2 separate regions of the Homo sapiens genome follow, and region 2 is linked to region 1. The links are chromatin contacts, found by Hi-C or POLR2A ChIA-PET in ENCODE. All regions are on one chromosome and are shown on one strand. Each heading gives the region's core, a stretch centred on a gene start or an enhancer-like site at or near the end of the contact. The rest is flanking DNA. Distances are from core to core; before and after follow the strand shown. Region 1 overlaps TNIP3 (TNFAIP3 interacting protein 3). Region 2 has its middle 37 kb from the start of TNIP3.

Region 1 (7,949 bases), core at 1,679-4,178:
CAGCATTTCTCATTGTCCCAATTAAAGACATGTTCAAGCTCTGCTACAGGTGACCTACAACAACCCATGCTTTTCATTACTGACTACACCATCAACGGATAGACAGTGCTTAGGCACCACCAAGGCCTTTCAACCCTAACACTCATAGAAAGCATATGCTTTATAGAGCATGTTACCAGTAGCACAAGTCTTAGTGCTCCTTAGACCCACAAGCACCTGGAAATAGATTTCATTGGTATTTCATGCAGTTGCTGACACAATTAACAGTAGAAAACTAAATCAAATACTGCCTCTTTTGAAAAAATAACATGCCTTCTTGAGCACTGAAGCATTCTATCCCATGGGTTCTCTAATAGCCTTAAATAATGAATATTATTTGTCCTAATTCCTAATTTCCTTTCTGGATTTTAGTTTTCCCTGGCTACAATTTAAGAAAACCTATTTTATGACTCAATGAATAGATTTTCTTCATTGAGGGCCCTCAATAAAGATAACTCAAAAACATAAAGTTAACTCTATATACTTTTCAAGTGTGTCTAATTTCTTCAAAATGGGGAAATGATTATAGTTTCACCTTAGGTAAAACTTGACCTGTGAGCCTCGTTTGTATTGGTCCTGAGTCTATTGACATGTTTACTATTTTGAGTTATAATTATGCCAGATTAAGTGGAACCTTAAGATTGAAACCAAACCTTTTGTATAAAGCAATGTCACTGCAACTCCTCAGTCTCTCCCACTGGTAGTGACCCCACAGTTTTGTTCTCCTCAGATGTATTGCCCACCCTGTAACTGCGGCTTGGTTTTCCACCTGCAAGATCCATGGGTACCAACAGGCCCTGGAGCTGTGCAGAAGCAACGGGAGCACCCAGTAAGTAAGAGTGCATTTGAAAAAGTGCTTAGTATACTGTTTTGGTAGAAATTATGTGCATCTCTGGAATTTCAGCACATTATATTATCTACAGCAAGAGCCTCTGTTTTCTCTCAGCCTCTAACTTGCAAAGTTGGAGTGGTCAATGTACACTAGAATTATCTTTGGGACACTGAATCCATAGGACACATAGATACGAATAAATTAACTGAAAGGTATTAAATTGGGAATAATTCCTTGAACAACATATAACATTTTCAATTGGCATACTTCATTCTACCCAAAGGACATTTTCTGTATAAAGTGTATTTATGTATAAAGGAAAGTGGATATGGCAAAACAAGAAAAATGAGATGCTTTTGTTCGGTTGTAAATTTATATTGAACTACTATGGATATTGCTACATATGTGCAAAATAGATTTTGACATTTTCCAATTGAAAGGATTTTCTTAAAGGATCCAAGAAAAAGTGACCCACTTAAGTTGTTCTCCATGGCTGTGTCTTCCCAGACAAAATGAAATGCAGAGTTGAGCAATTATTTGTGAGGGGAATTGATTTGGACAGTCAACCTGAATTAGTGAGGCCCAAAGCACCCTTTTTTTCCTTCTCAATAGCAGTATTCCACCTACCCTCCTCTACTTTTTATTTTGCCTACATAGATAGAAATTTATCCAGGAAAAAAATATGCATTTTCTGCATTTTGGATTTACCCAGACAAATCCCGCTACCCTTTAGGTTTGATTAATTGTGTTTCTCATGATGAAAAAATCTAAGATTTTTAACTGGGATTTTCCTACCAGAATGCTTACAGAGAACATGATTCTCTTGGCTTCCTGAAAGTTCTCATACTTTTGTTCGAGTGTGACTCAAAACCCTTTTCCCAAGGGAGGAGATAATGACTCTTTGGGTGGCTGAAGGAATGTGAGGATTTAATGAGCATCTCTTATTTGACCCTGGTATGACACAGCACACCGCTAAGAATTGAGTCTTTTCATGTTATTGCGGGTTGCTAGTTCTGTCTGCTCTCCCTCCCCCTTTTCCTTTTTTTTCTTTACCTGTTTGCTTACTTTTCAGTCTTTACCAATAACATTAAATTTTTTTTTCAAGAATGTAGAAGTCAACTCAGATTGTGAGAAACATAAAGAGAAATTTACTGTAGGAGTGAATTAACCTATAGGAGTTGGCTTCTACAGGTTGGGGGATTGGAGAAATATTCTTATGAAAGGTTAACTATAAAACCAATCAGTCATTCACATTTACCTAGGAGTACAAATTATTGTTTCAGTCAAATATTTCTTTATGGAAAGAAGGAAGGAATTCACCTACTATAGCTCATCAAACAGTCCATGTCAATTAAAAAAGGCAAGGCAGTCCAGGTCACATAAAATTGTCACCAAATAAAGGCCTATATTTGAAAAAGGACTCCAAGCCATGTAGAATGGCCTACATTTTCTTTCTTTTTTTCTTTTTTCTTTTTTTTTGAGAAGGCATCTCGCTCTGTCATCCAGGCTGTAGTGCAGTGGTGCGATCTTGGCTCACTGCAACCTGTACCTCCTGGGTTCAGGCAATTCTCCTGCCTCAGCCTCCCGACTGGCTGGGACTACAGGCACACACCACCACACGTGGCTAATTTTTGTAATTTTAGCGGAGATGGGGTTTCACCATATTGCCCAGGCTGGTCTCAAACTCCTGACCTCATGATCCGCCCACCTTGGCCTCCCAAAGTGCTGAGATTACAGGCATGAGCCACTGCGCCTGGCCAGAATGGCCTACATTTTCAAGCAGTAGTCAGATGAAAAAAATCTCAGCATAACAGTAGAGTTTACAACCAAATCCTCAAAGTTAATTTAAAAATAATATTTCATGTTTCTTGTCTATATCGAAGGCTGAATTAAGTCACATGCTATAGTGTTGGTAACATTACAGGATATTTACCTTCTCTTGGCAACTCTCCTGGAATATAAAACTGAGGCTCACGTCACTTATCCTATGTGTTATTTGAGACATCTAAAAATAAACGAGAAGATAAAAAACAGAGGTGATCTCATTTCCTCTTCTAGCTTTTTCATAAGCCAGAGGAGCCAAGGGCCTAGGTGTCTAGAGTAGGGGTACAGTGGGGTCAAACTGCACTAAAAGCAGCATTTCTCAGTGTCTTATTGAGTAATTGAACTTTCTGGGCTACTTTCAGTGGTCTGGCAGCCTTGTAAATGCTCTCTGTTGGCTCATGTTAGAAAAATTTTCCTCAAGTTATTTTTAGGAGATAATTGAATTACAGAACAACAAAAAAATCTATATTCTCTGTGTCTTGTGGAGAAGTAGGAGGCAGGGGTGAGCATTCAGAGCAGAAAGACAGACCTGCTTTGTGGGCAGGTAAAGCTGAGATTGCTCCATTCCTAAGCGTTAAATACAGAGGTGCTGGCCTTGGAGATATCTTGATGATTCAGGCCTATGGGTTTACTATTTATTCAATGCAATTTGTTCGACATTCAATATCTAGCTGTTCTTAACTGGTGTAAACCTAGGAGAAAATCCCAAGAGAAAAATCTTGTCTCTGTAGACTAAACTATATGAGCAATTTAGAGGATAGGTTCTGCTGGATCGGTTCTTCACAACAGCAAAAAGGGAAAGATTTGCCCTGCTTCACCATCCTGAACTTCTGTCAATGCCAAATCCCCATTTAATAGCTTAAATTTCTTCCTTAAACCATTAGAAAACTTGTATTAAACTTTTTTTCCTGGCCTTCTCATTGCCTCTAGTGTGAGGGTCTCAAAAAGAGTATTTGTTGATGCTAAGTTGCTTTGTTTTATTGATGGGCTGTAGTAAGTTTTACAAGTGTTTATACTTCTGCAGATATTCAAAACACATCTGTTTCAAAAAAAGAAAGAAAATATGTCACAACCTCAAAGTGGTAGAAATTCTGGCCAAACACAGAGTGGATTTAAGAGGGGGTAGGGAGAGATGATGGCAGTGATGGGGGGTAAGCAGGATGAGTGAGGTTGGCAATAGGTTTGGATAGAAATTACTTTTGTGTTGCCTGCTTAATAAAAGCCACATAGCCTAATTGTATTTTTGACATGCCACTATATTTGAAGTCCATATTGCTATAATAATGTTGTATTGTTCCACACAGCCAGACTATCAGTGGTATGCTCTTGACCAGCTTCCGCCAGATGTACAACACAAGGCAAATGGTGAGACCACAGCTGTATTGAGCATTCTTTCATGTTTACATCTTAATGGGATCTTTTGGGGATGTTTACTCAACATACATTCATTCGTACTTGGGGAGGACTTACTATAAAGTTGTGTTACATACATAACTTTAATTTGATGCACCTGGGGTTAAATTGAACTCCTTAAGACAAAGAAAATGTGCGAATGCAGAAATGCATGAACCTCAATTCTGGCTTCTGTTCCTTTTTCAGTCTCAGAGTCAGAATTCCATCTGGGGTTAGAAATGAAAACTGTAAGCAGAGCTGTATTATAACAACAACAAAGCTCTGCAATTGTACTACAAAGCACAGATGCACACCCACTATTCCAGGTTGAGTTTGCTAGACAGATGTTTTAAATGTCACTGGCAGACAGACAGAGGAAACCAAAGGCTCGGAACTGTGTTCCCTTATGACTAAATGTCAGACTCCAAGGCAGGGCTCTTAGTTTAGGCCAGGGTTGCCCACAACGCCCACCTCAAAGTATGCTGGGGAAAACTAAAAGTCACTTATGAAGTACTCACAACTAAGAGTACTTTTTTAAATCTTATTTTTTATTGATTTAACATTTTCTGTTTTCTTTCTAGAATCTGCTATACTTTCTACTGCTTGTTTCTATGGTCTTGTGAGGCCACCCAGAAGCGGGCTGTATAAACTGAGCTATAATCAAAATCCCACTTCTATTCTCATCAAGTATACATAATCAAAAGTTAGAAATGTCTGCTACATGTTTAAAGTCTCATATGACACACACCTGGGACTCTAACTTGTTAATTTCCAAAGATTTGAATCTATCTAAAAATGCTGAAGATGAGCTATGTAGTCTAATTTCAGGCCATTCTTGAAATTTGATCTCGTTTGAAGTCAGAGCTGAGATCACAGAAATCTAGTTTTTAATACAAGGAGTCTGTTATGGAGTGTAAATAGGGAGTCAGGGACACCACATGTAGTTTTGCAGGTTGTGAACTTTACAAGTCTGAGGGGCTCATCATGGTACTCTATGTGAATGGAGCCTGCTGAAGTACAATACGCAATCTGGACAGCTGTACACAGCAGCAATGGGAGTGACAAAGGCCATAGATTACAACAGCATCATAGAAAAGAAATATGAAATGTGAGAATTCCATAATAAAATATCCAGGTATTTATCAAAACACTATAGGACTCTCTTTTTTCTTTGCTTTCTACTACAAATATAGCCAGTGGTTTTAATGAAGTTCTTGAGTTCCAACAATAATGGAGTTGTTTTATTAGAAAGGCATACCATTAACCGGAATGTGTGTTGCATAATATATGCAATTTTAAAATCTATTATGGTATAATAACAGAATTGCTACCCAATTATAATTTTCCATTTTATATTGCTCTGGAATGACTATTAAAGATATTTTCTTTCTGAATTGGAGTTTAATAACTGGAAAATAAAATTACTTAGTACAGAATTTAGTAATACCATAAGGTCATTTATATATCATTATTAGATTCTTGCTGGACCAATATTACACAAGCTAATGATTACATAAAATAGAAATGAATTGTGATGACATTCAGAAACTAAATAGAATATGCAATAATGAAATGTTGTAGTCAGTGTATGAGACTTACTGATTTTTGTCTAGCTAGGAAAAATGTAGTGAGCTTTGTGATGTATAAACATACCATGTAACAGTGTCTACAGATGTAAAACTACAACAAAAAAATCTCCATGATGTACCAACCTAAGCTTTTTTTTTTTTTTTTTTTTTCGGAGACAGTCTTACTCTGTCACCCAGGCTGGAGTAGTGCACTGGTGTGATCATAGCTCACTGTACCCTTAAACTCCTGGGCTCAAGAAATCATCCCACCTCAGCCTCATGAATAGGGCTACAGGCATGAACCACCATGCCCAGCTAATTTTTATTTTTATTTTTTGTTCAGATGGTGTCTTGCTCCACCTCCAGTCTGTTGCCAGGCTGGTCTCGAACTCCTGGCCTCAAGTGATCCTCCTGCCTCTGGCTCCCAAAGTGCTGAAATTTCAGGTGTGAGCCACTACACCCGGCCTGTTTTTAAAGCATTATTTCAATCTTCACAACAAAGCTATGAAATAGGTTTTGTTTTGCACTATTTAACACATGAGGAAACTGAGGCTTAGAGAATTTAAGTAACACGCCTAAATCACACAGTTAATAAAATTTAGCAAGGGGATTAGATTATTTGATATATAGGATTCTAAAACATATGGTTTGAATTATATAGTACAGTGCCCCTCTTACTGTACCTCTCTCACTTTATTGAAATTTTCTGAAAGTATAGATACAAAAATGAGAAGGGGACTCTAACATAGATAATAATATGACTAGCATTTAACCCTCAATAATCTCATCTTTGTGTGAACTCACAGCATGCTACTCATTTGACATTTAGAATATCACAAGTAAAAGGCACGGTACTATGTAAGATTAAGTGTGTAATAAATATGTTATGAACTAACCTGTGCATGGACAGCCCTGGTGGAACCTGACCAGGATATGTTGTCATTTGAAACCTATCCTTTTCCATACTAACACAGCTCTGCAACTAACTATGGCTGGCCAGCAGCAGAGAAGAGGGCTGATCATGGTTAGGGCACCACCAAAAAATTCCTCACTCAAAAGTCTACCTGTTTGGGATTCCTATGCCTCCTTTACTAGCTTCCACAGTTGATGTATTTCATAGCTTAAGCCATGTCATAAGAATTGGCAGAACTCTGACATCACTCTTGTCATAAATGATGGATGTGTCATTATTTAATTTCAGTAGTGGTTCTTGCTGGTTTGGGGTTCATTTAATTAAAACGGTCCTTTTAATCTGTTGGTGTAACTGAATTGCTCAGAATTCTCATAAAATAATTTTGTGGTATTGACTATTAAGAAATCACTAGTTTAAGGCCAGGAGTGGTGGCTCATGCCTATAATCCCAGCGCTTTGTGAGGCCAACGTGGGCAGATTGCTTGAGCCTAGGAGTTCAAGCCCAGCCTGGGCAACATGGTGAAACCCTGTCTCTACAAAAAAATACAAAAATTAACCAAGTCTAGTGGCATGTGCCTGTAGTCCCAGCTACTTGGGAGACTAAGGTAGGAGGATCACATGAGCCCAGGAGGCCAAGGTTGCGGTGAGGTGAGATCACGCCACTGCGCTCAAGCCTGGGTGACAGAAAATGACTCTATCTCAAAAATAAAAAAAAATAAAAAAAAAGAAGAAGAAGTAACTTCATGCATTTGAAAAGGTATGGCAGATAATGAGTGATTAAATTTCAATGATACCACTAAATCCTCCTCTAACATTTCTGGGGCCTGGAGCAAGAATAAGTGGAGAGCTACATCCTATCTGTGTAAATCTCATGAATCAAGCATAGAAACTGTTAAAGTATAATCTATCCTCCTACCTTGATAAACATACATGGAAAACCAAAGTACAATTTACAATGCTCAGTTTCAAAACCAGTCTGTGACAGGACATGGTGGCACAGGGAGACCTAAGCCCTGGCCTCCTGCCTGGGACCCTCGACCTTCTCTCCCCACCTTCCCATCATAAGGACTCTTGAGTGCAGACTTGAAGACAGCCCAGCTGGGAGATCCCACCCTTGTCCATACACCCCTCACCACTCTACACACAACACTCTTTCGACAGCCTTCAGGCTGGGAAGAGGACCACATGAATCTTGGAAGCAGGCCCAGAATCACCTGGGCAGGGACTTCGGGGATGTGCATTTGGGTGCCAGGAGGAGCTTGTTCTGGAGGAAACGTCGCTCACACTGTGAGGAAGGGTGTGGCTGGAGGAGGGCTAGAGCAGAGTCCTCTATAAGATGGGGACATCAGTGAAGGGCTTCCTGACTAGGGACTGAGGGTGGT
Region 2 (7,524 bases), core at 3,350-5,849, 61 kb before region 1:
ATCAGTCAAGAACCAGAATGAACAATTACGGAAGAGAAAAGCAAATGAATAATGAACATACTGAAATATGATCAATATCACTGGTAATTAGGAAAATACAAATTAAAACAATGGAATTCTTTGGTTGGCAAATATACCAATAACACCTAGGACTGACTTCAGTTGTAGGAAAATAAGAATTCTTACACATAGCTGATAGAAATGAAAATTATTGCAACCAATTTAGAAAATAACCAAGAAGCACTATTAAAAGTTTTAATGTCCATACCCTTGGACCCAACAATCTAACGTTGGTAAATCTATTCTATATAAATAAAATACTAGTATGTAAGAATATATCTAGACAGGTATTTCTATTGTGCATTGATTGTAGTGACATCAAGAAGAAAAAGTAATTAGAAACAACTTGCTATTCCATCATAGAGAAATGATTAAGTTGTGAACCCTGAAAATCTGAGACAAGTCTCAGTTAATTTAGAAAGTTTATTTTGCCAAGGTTGAGGATGCACGCCTTAGGAGGTCCTGATGACATGTGCCCAAGGTGGTCAGCGCACCGTTTGATTGTATACATTTTAGGAAGATATGAGACAACAATCAATATATGTAAGACAAACATTGGTTTGGTCTGAAAAAGGCAGGACAACTTGAAGTGGGTAGGGAGCTTCCAGACCATAGGTAGATAAGAGGCAAATGGTTGCACTCTTTTGACTTTCTGATTAGCCTCTCCAAATGAGGCAATCAGATATGCATTTATCTCCATGAACAAAGGGGTGACTTTGAATAGATTGGGAAGCAGGTTTGCCCTAAGCAGTTTCCAGCTTGACTTTGCCCTTTAGCTTCGAGATTTTGGGCCCTAAGATTTATTTTTCTTTCACAAAGTAAATTTGGTCCATTCATAATTTTCAAATATTATTTGGCTATTTAAAATAATTAGAGCAATATGTATGAACTGAAGGAATAGTCAGAGATTTTTTCATAAATGCAAAATAACCAAATAGCAGAGTTATATATAATACAATATTTGTTTTAATATTAAATATTTAATTTAAAATATATATATATTTTAAAAAGAAAGAAAAATATTTTGTGTATTAGTATATATATATACACACATATATTGTATATATACTCTACTTATATTTGTATAAACACAGAGAAAAATATGGAAGAATGATGTTAATACTAATTATCAGAGTAGAGTGGAACTGAAGGAAGCATAAGAATATTGTTAACTTTTTTGTGTTCTCTAATGTTTGCTTGTTAAAATGGGTGTATTTCTATAATGTAAAATATCCATTAAAAAATAAAACAGGCTACTATTTGAAAATACATGGTCCAATAACCTGATAAATAAGTTTATGTATTATATCAGATGACCTAAGTTGTTTTGAATGTTTTATTTTAATAGGTTTTTGGGGAACAGGTGGTGTTTGGTTATATGAGTAATTCTTCAATGGTGAATTCTGAGATTTTGGTGCACTATCACCCGGAAAGTGTACACTACCCAATGTATAGTCTTTTATCCCTCACCCCTGTCCCATTCTTTCCCCTGAGTCCCCAAAGTCCATTGTATCATTCTCATGCATTTGAGTTCTCATAGCTTAGCTCCCACTTGTGAGTGAGAACATATGATGTTTGTTTTTCCATTCTTGAGTTACTTCACTTAGAATAATGGTCTCTAATTCTATCCAGGCTGCTGCGAATGCCATTATTTTGTTTCTTTTTATGGCTGAATAGTATTTCATGGTATCTTTCTATCTATCTATCTATCTATCTATCTATCTATCTATCTATCTATATCACATTTTCTTTATCCACTCATTGATTGATGGGCATTTGGGCTGGTTTCATATTTTTGCAGTTGTGACTTGTGCTGCTATAAACATGCTTCTACAAGTATCTTTTTCATATGATGACTTCCTTTCCTCTGGGTAGATATCCATTAGTAGGATTCCTGGATCAAATGGTAGATCTACTTTTAATTCTTTAAGGAATATTCACACTGTTTTCCATAGTGGTTGTAGTAGTTTTCATTCCCAACAGCAGTGTAAAAGTGTTCCCTTTTCACCACATCCATGCCAACATCTATTATTTCTTGATTTTTTTGATTATGGCCATTCTTGCAGGAGTAAGGTGGTATTACATTTTGGTTTTGACTTGCATTTTCCTTATAATTAGTGAATTGAGCATTGTTTCATGTTTGCTGGTCATTTTTATATCTTCTTTTGGGAATTATCTATTCATGTCGTTAGCCCACTTTTTGATGGGGTTATCTGTTTTTTCTTGCTGATTTCTTTGAGTTCCTTGTAGATTCTGGATATTAGTCTTGTGTTTCATGTGTAGATTGTGAAGATTTTCTCCCACTCTGGGTTGTCTGTTTACTCTGCTGATTATTTCTTTTGCTGTGCAGAAGCTTTTTAGTTTAATTAAATCCCATCTATCTTGTTTTTGTTGCATTTGGTTTTGGGTTCTTGGTTATGAAGTCTTTACCTAAGCCAATGTCTAGAAAGGTTTTGCCAATGTCTAGAAAGGTTTTTCCAATGTTATCTTCCAGAATTTTTATGGTTTCAGGTCTTATATTTAAGTCTTTGCTCCATCTTGAGTTGATTTTTGTATAAGGTGAGAGATGAGGATCCAGTTTCATTCTTCTACATGTGGCTAGCCAATTATTCCAACACCATTTGTTGAATAGGGAGTCCTTTCCCCACTTTATGTTTTTGTTTGCATTGTCAAAGATCAGTTGGCTCTAAATATTTGGCCTTATTGCTGGGTTCTCTATTCTGTTCCCTTGGTCTATGTGCCTATTTTTATACCAGTACCATGCTGCTTTGTCAGGTCACTATGGCCTTATAGTGTAGTTTGAAATTGGGTATTGTGATGCCTCCAGATTCATTCTTTTTGTTTAGTTTTACTTTGGCTGTGTGGGCTCTTTTTTTGGTTCCATATGAATTTTAGGATTGTTTTTTCTAGTTCTGTGAAAAATGATGGTAGTATTTTGATTTGAATTGCACTGAATTTGTAGATTGCTTTTGGCAGTATGGTCATTTTCACAATATTGATTCTACCCATCCACGAGCATGGGCTATGTTTCCATTTGTTTGTGAGATGACCTAGATTTTTATCTCAATGCTTCAAAATAATGTGACATTTAAAATAAATTATATGATTTCAATGTTGGAGTTTAGGCAGTTTCCTTAATTTACATATGAGGAAAATGTGATCCTCATGTACTGATACATAGCAGATTCTTGATATATAACTGTTGAATAAATGAATATGTGTGTATTAATTAATATACAAATGAATGAGCTAAGTAATTGCCCAAATCATAGCTAGTTGGTTAATCTAGAATACAACTCTTCTGATTCCAGGTCCAGGGCTCTTCCCATCATGACACAAGCCTGGGAGAACAACATGCAGACATGTATTGCATGAAGCTAGATAGGCTTAGCTAGAAAACTCTTACAAACATTCTAGCTCTAAGTTTGCCTAAGGCAAAAATCATGATACTCATGCTGTAGAACCATATTTATGTCTTCTTAGAAAACCTATTGTCTTTTATTTTGGGAGTTTTGTTTTATTTTGAGACATACAATATAATGCTTAAAAACTAATTTTAAACACATGAGATACAAAACAATGCCTAGTAACAAGATGTTCCACTCTGGACCCTGCTGCTTTGTAAGAAGCCAGCCATTGACCACACGCCATCTTGCATAGAACGTCCTTGTGGTTTCTGCAGTAAGCCCTCCTGTGGTCCTTCCAAGCACTAAATAAAGCATCAGTATGGCCACTCAGTTGTCCCCTTTCATGGAACATTTGATTAGCATGTTTTCTGGACTTTCCTCATACCTCAAAACTTTCTTTCCTGCCCCCTACTCATCCAGACTCATCAGAAGCATCCATTTACATAGCTTAGAGTCCATTCATAAATTAATCATGGTTATTGCAGCCACCAAAGTTCCCCTTGACCTTCAACTCCTACTCTCTTCCCCAGCACACAGTTCCACTTTTGCTAATATTCAGAGTATCTTACCAAAAATTGACCTTTACTTTCACTCTCACCAAGCAGATCCAAAAAGCCAGTTTCACTTTGTGACACTTCCCTCCGGGTTTATTTCTACCCATGATAAGTGATTTTCCAGTACAGTTTTGTTTGTTCTCTTAACAGAGCCTGAACAGAGGACTTGAAATGGCCAGCTGAGCTGGGGTTCCAGAAATCTGCTGGATAAAAAGGAACAAAAAGCTCTCTGAGGAAATTAAAACAAAAATAAACAACAACAAAGAATCTGTTGAAAAAAAGGTAGCCAAGGTGCCTGATTACTGGCAGTAACTCCAGGATCATTAAACCAATAGCTTTGGCATTAAGTGTTTGCAACAGTTCTCTTTGAACTAGATTGTTCTATCATAGGAAAAGACAGCAGTTTGTTGGTGGTTACTAAAAGCACCACAGGAGCCCACTGGTCAGGGTATGTGTGCTCGGGGGTCTCTATGAATCCAGAGACTGCCAGGGACCCCACAGCTGCCAACTGTCAAAGCTCTGCGTAAAGATGAAAAACGTTGCTCAGAAGTGTGGAAAACCCCCTGAGCCTGACAAGTTCTAACTAGGTACAGTTTTGAGACATTGTGTCTAAATAAAGTCTACTGAGGGCCCTACTATAAAGTTTTTGAGAAATCTTGGACTGTAAATATTCCTCTTCTTAGTGGATTATGCAAAAGGGAATTTGTAATTTTGTAGCATCTCTGTCGAAACTCTTCTGCAGTTGTCTCGGTGAACCCATTGTTCAGCATTCTCAGGGGTGGTTGGTGTTACCTATTTGGGTGAGAACCAAGGCAAGAGGAAGCTCCCTTAGCATGTCTGTGCCCATGTGGGGGCAGTAAAGGAACCCAGTGAACGTGGTCACAGTGTTGCAACACACAAAAGAAAGAAATGCCAAATGCCATCTCAATATTGACAGGTAAGGGCTCTGCCTCTGACCGTGGTTTTTGAGGGGATGCAGTTCCCAGGACAATGCTAGCTTGTGTAGTGCCTTTGTGTAATTGAGAAAAAAGCACCCTTTCTTCTGGGCATATGCAGCCCCACACGAGGTGTCTTGGCTGGGCAAGTAGAGAATGGGCTGTATCCCAGCCTTCGCTCCTAAGCCATGTGCTGTTACACAGCAACCTACACAACCGTCCTCAGGTACCTACCCTGACAAGTTACCTACTCTGATGCCACTTGAAAAGATTAGGCTTCCTTGGTTTCCTTTCTTATCTGAGGGTACCAAAAGAATGATGCCTCTATTCTGGGCATTGTGAATTTGTGTTTACATGATCAGCTTTCTCTTCTCCAGGCCATTCTTCTCAGGCTGTTGAAGCTTGGTGCACACACTATTCTTAATTCCATTGAAGAATAGAGGAATGTGGGAGATAAAGATCAATTCAGTGATAAGCTTAATCTCAGATCTCTCAGCTTGTCATGGGTTGAAATCTTTAATCAATGGTTCCCAGGTGTCACTTCCTCCTCCCATTCATCGATCCCTGCTCATAACCAGGGCCTTTGAAGACCTTGTTTTTCCTGCCCATCTACCTCTGCCAGAAAGGAGTATTTCTGGGCTAGAAACATAGTAATATTGTTTTCTTATAGACCTCATGTCCGACTTCTTTTAAGTGCAAACTGCTGTCTAAGTAACAACTAGCTTTATAGGATATCTTGAAGCTTAGTGTGCTGTAGATATTATCAGTATTTTACTAACAGTTTCCCAGCTCTAGCATCCATCCCTTCCTGGTTCCCTGAAGTTGTATCGCCACCATTTCCATGAGTGTGTCCCAGGTTTCCCTAAATTTTCTGGTTTTGTTTTTTGTTTTGCTTTGTTTTTTGTTTTGAATTATCTATCCACTCTCTCTCCTTGCTCAGTGCTTTCAGCTGGACCTGCCATGTCACATCTGAGTTTTCTCAAGTCCCTTTGTTTGTTTGGTTGGTTTTAGGATTTCACTAAACTTCCTCTTAATTGTTTACAACTTTGTGACTCTGGCCATCAAAGAGGATCTATACCCTTTTCAAAGATGTCTTTTAAAGGTTTACATGTTAAAGGCAGTCTCTTTCTCATTATCCTCTCTAATTCTTCATTTTTATTTAAAAATTTTAAATACCTCAGAGCTATATGTATATTTTATGACAGCTCAGGCCATCATTACTTTGAAAGAACAGCTTGTTCTCATAACGTATTCCATGATTTTGTTAACACTGTCTTTGAACTTATATTTTCCAGACACATAAACCAACTTTTAAAAATTTTGCCTTAAGGCAACCCATCTTCTTGATCAGTTGAGTTGGCCTTCACTAGATCTTTCAAGCCATGTTTATTAAGGAACTTGAGGGTAAATTCACTATAAGTTTGTTTAGAGGCAAAATAATGCTATAGTTTTTGTTTTTAACAGAAACCTTGAAATGTAAGCTCCATGAAAACAGGGATTTTTTTCTGTTTTGTTCATTGACATAATATGCTCACCACTAAGAAATGCATCTGGCCCATAATAGGTGCTCAGTTGTTATTTGCCAAATGAATGATAAAATCTAGTCATTGAGAAATTTTGCACTGTAGCTCTGTGAGAATGATTTCATAAGCAAACAATCTAAATGCCTTGTAAACCTCTTTGCACCAGAAAGTTTATGCTATATATATCAAATCCATATGTTTTGGGTTATTTTCTTCTCTAAATGCAATTCTTTACAATGAAGGTCATGTGCTACTTTTCAGCCTATTCCTATAAATTTGTGCATTTTCTCTGTAGCTTATTCCTTTTGCTTTAGCATTTTGGTTTGAAAAGTCCTAAAAATGTCATTGCTTACTTTCTCTTACAAGTAATTTCTAAAAAAAAAAAAAACAAGAATGAAACTTCTCCTAGCCAAGGTCCTTAAGAAAGAACAAATATTTATACTCACCCAGAAACACATCTATTATCCGCATCCTCTAGTTCTTTTCTAGGATCTATTTTTAAAAACATGATGAACATTTTCATAGTTACTCAATATTTAAAATTGCCTTTGCCTGTAATATCAGTGAATCTTTCACATGTGTATTTATTCAGTCAAGCAAGATTCGTCATTACAGAAACTTTTCTTTCCATAGCGCAAAACACTTGAATAGTAGTGAATCTATACCATGACATTCCATTGCTCACTGATAAGGACTTTGACTTTCTTATACGGCTCTCCTTATTAACAAGAATAATACCAACAATCTTCATTTCTCTTTCATGGTGGCTAATGTATTTTGAGGAGGATTTCTAAATTTGCCCCCAAATTGCTTCAGAATTCTTGGGTAATTCCCAGTTTTTTGTTTATGTTTAGTTTTCCAGCTAGGTTTGGAATAGATTTACATGTTAAAGATAATCTCTTTCTCATTACTCTCTTCGATTCTTCATTTTTATCTAAAAAATTTAAATACTTCAAATGTGTATTTTAGCTTGAACTTAGGTGTTCTTTTTTTTTTTTTTTTTTGAGACAGAGTCTCGCTCTGTCACCCAGGCTGGAGTGCAGTG

Evidence for each region. A loop is a pair of places that touch in the nucleus more often than their neighbours do. ChIA-PET counts read pairs that join two places held with the same protein, here RNA polymerase II (POLR2A). Pooled maps may share reads with other maps.
Region 2: a map with no recorded cell type shows a loop between it and region 1 (6-fold over the local background). The contact joins two enhancer-like sites. A Hi-C loop is called at or near these places in 1 of 168 maps with a recorded cell type or tissue (naive thymus-derived CD4-positive, alpha-beta T cell), 2 of 37 single-sample maps with no recorded cell type and 4 of 50 pooled maps. POLR2A ChIA-PET finds 5 or more read pairs at or near these places in 5 of 52 experiments (CD4-positive, alpha-beta T cell, T-cell, activated naive CD4-positive, alpha-beta T cell and 1 more).

What each region holds. Positions count from the first base shown.
Region 1 is chr4:121,134,735-121,142,683 of GRCh38, reverse strand. It overlaps TNIP3 (TNFAIP3 interacting protein 3), which reads left to right. Exons shown (of 11, transcript NM_024873.6): 9 at 770-868; 10 at 4,000-4,060. Among named protein-coding and RNA genes, the nearest start is that of TNIP3, 26 kb to the left of the region's middle. Within about 2 kb of position 2,928, at least 3 of the 41 ENCODE cell types and tissues checked have a DNase peak (open chromatin) inside an H3K27ac peak, as active enhancers do.
Region 2 is chr4:121,197,491-121,205,014 of GRCh38, reverse strand. It overlaps a transcript of TNIP3 not described here. Among named protein-coding and RNA genes, the nearest start is that of TNIP3, 37 kb to the right of the region's middle. Within about 2 kb of position 4,599, at least 4 of the 41 ENCODE cell types and tissues checked have a DNase peak (open chromatin) inside an H3K27ac peak, as active enhancers do.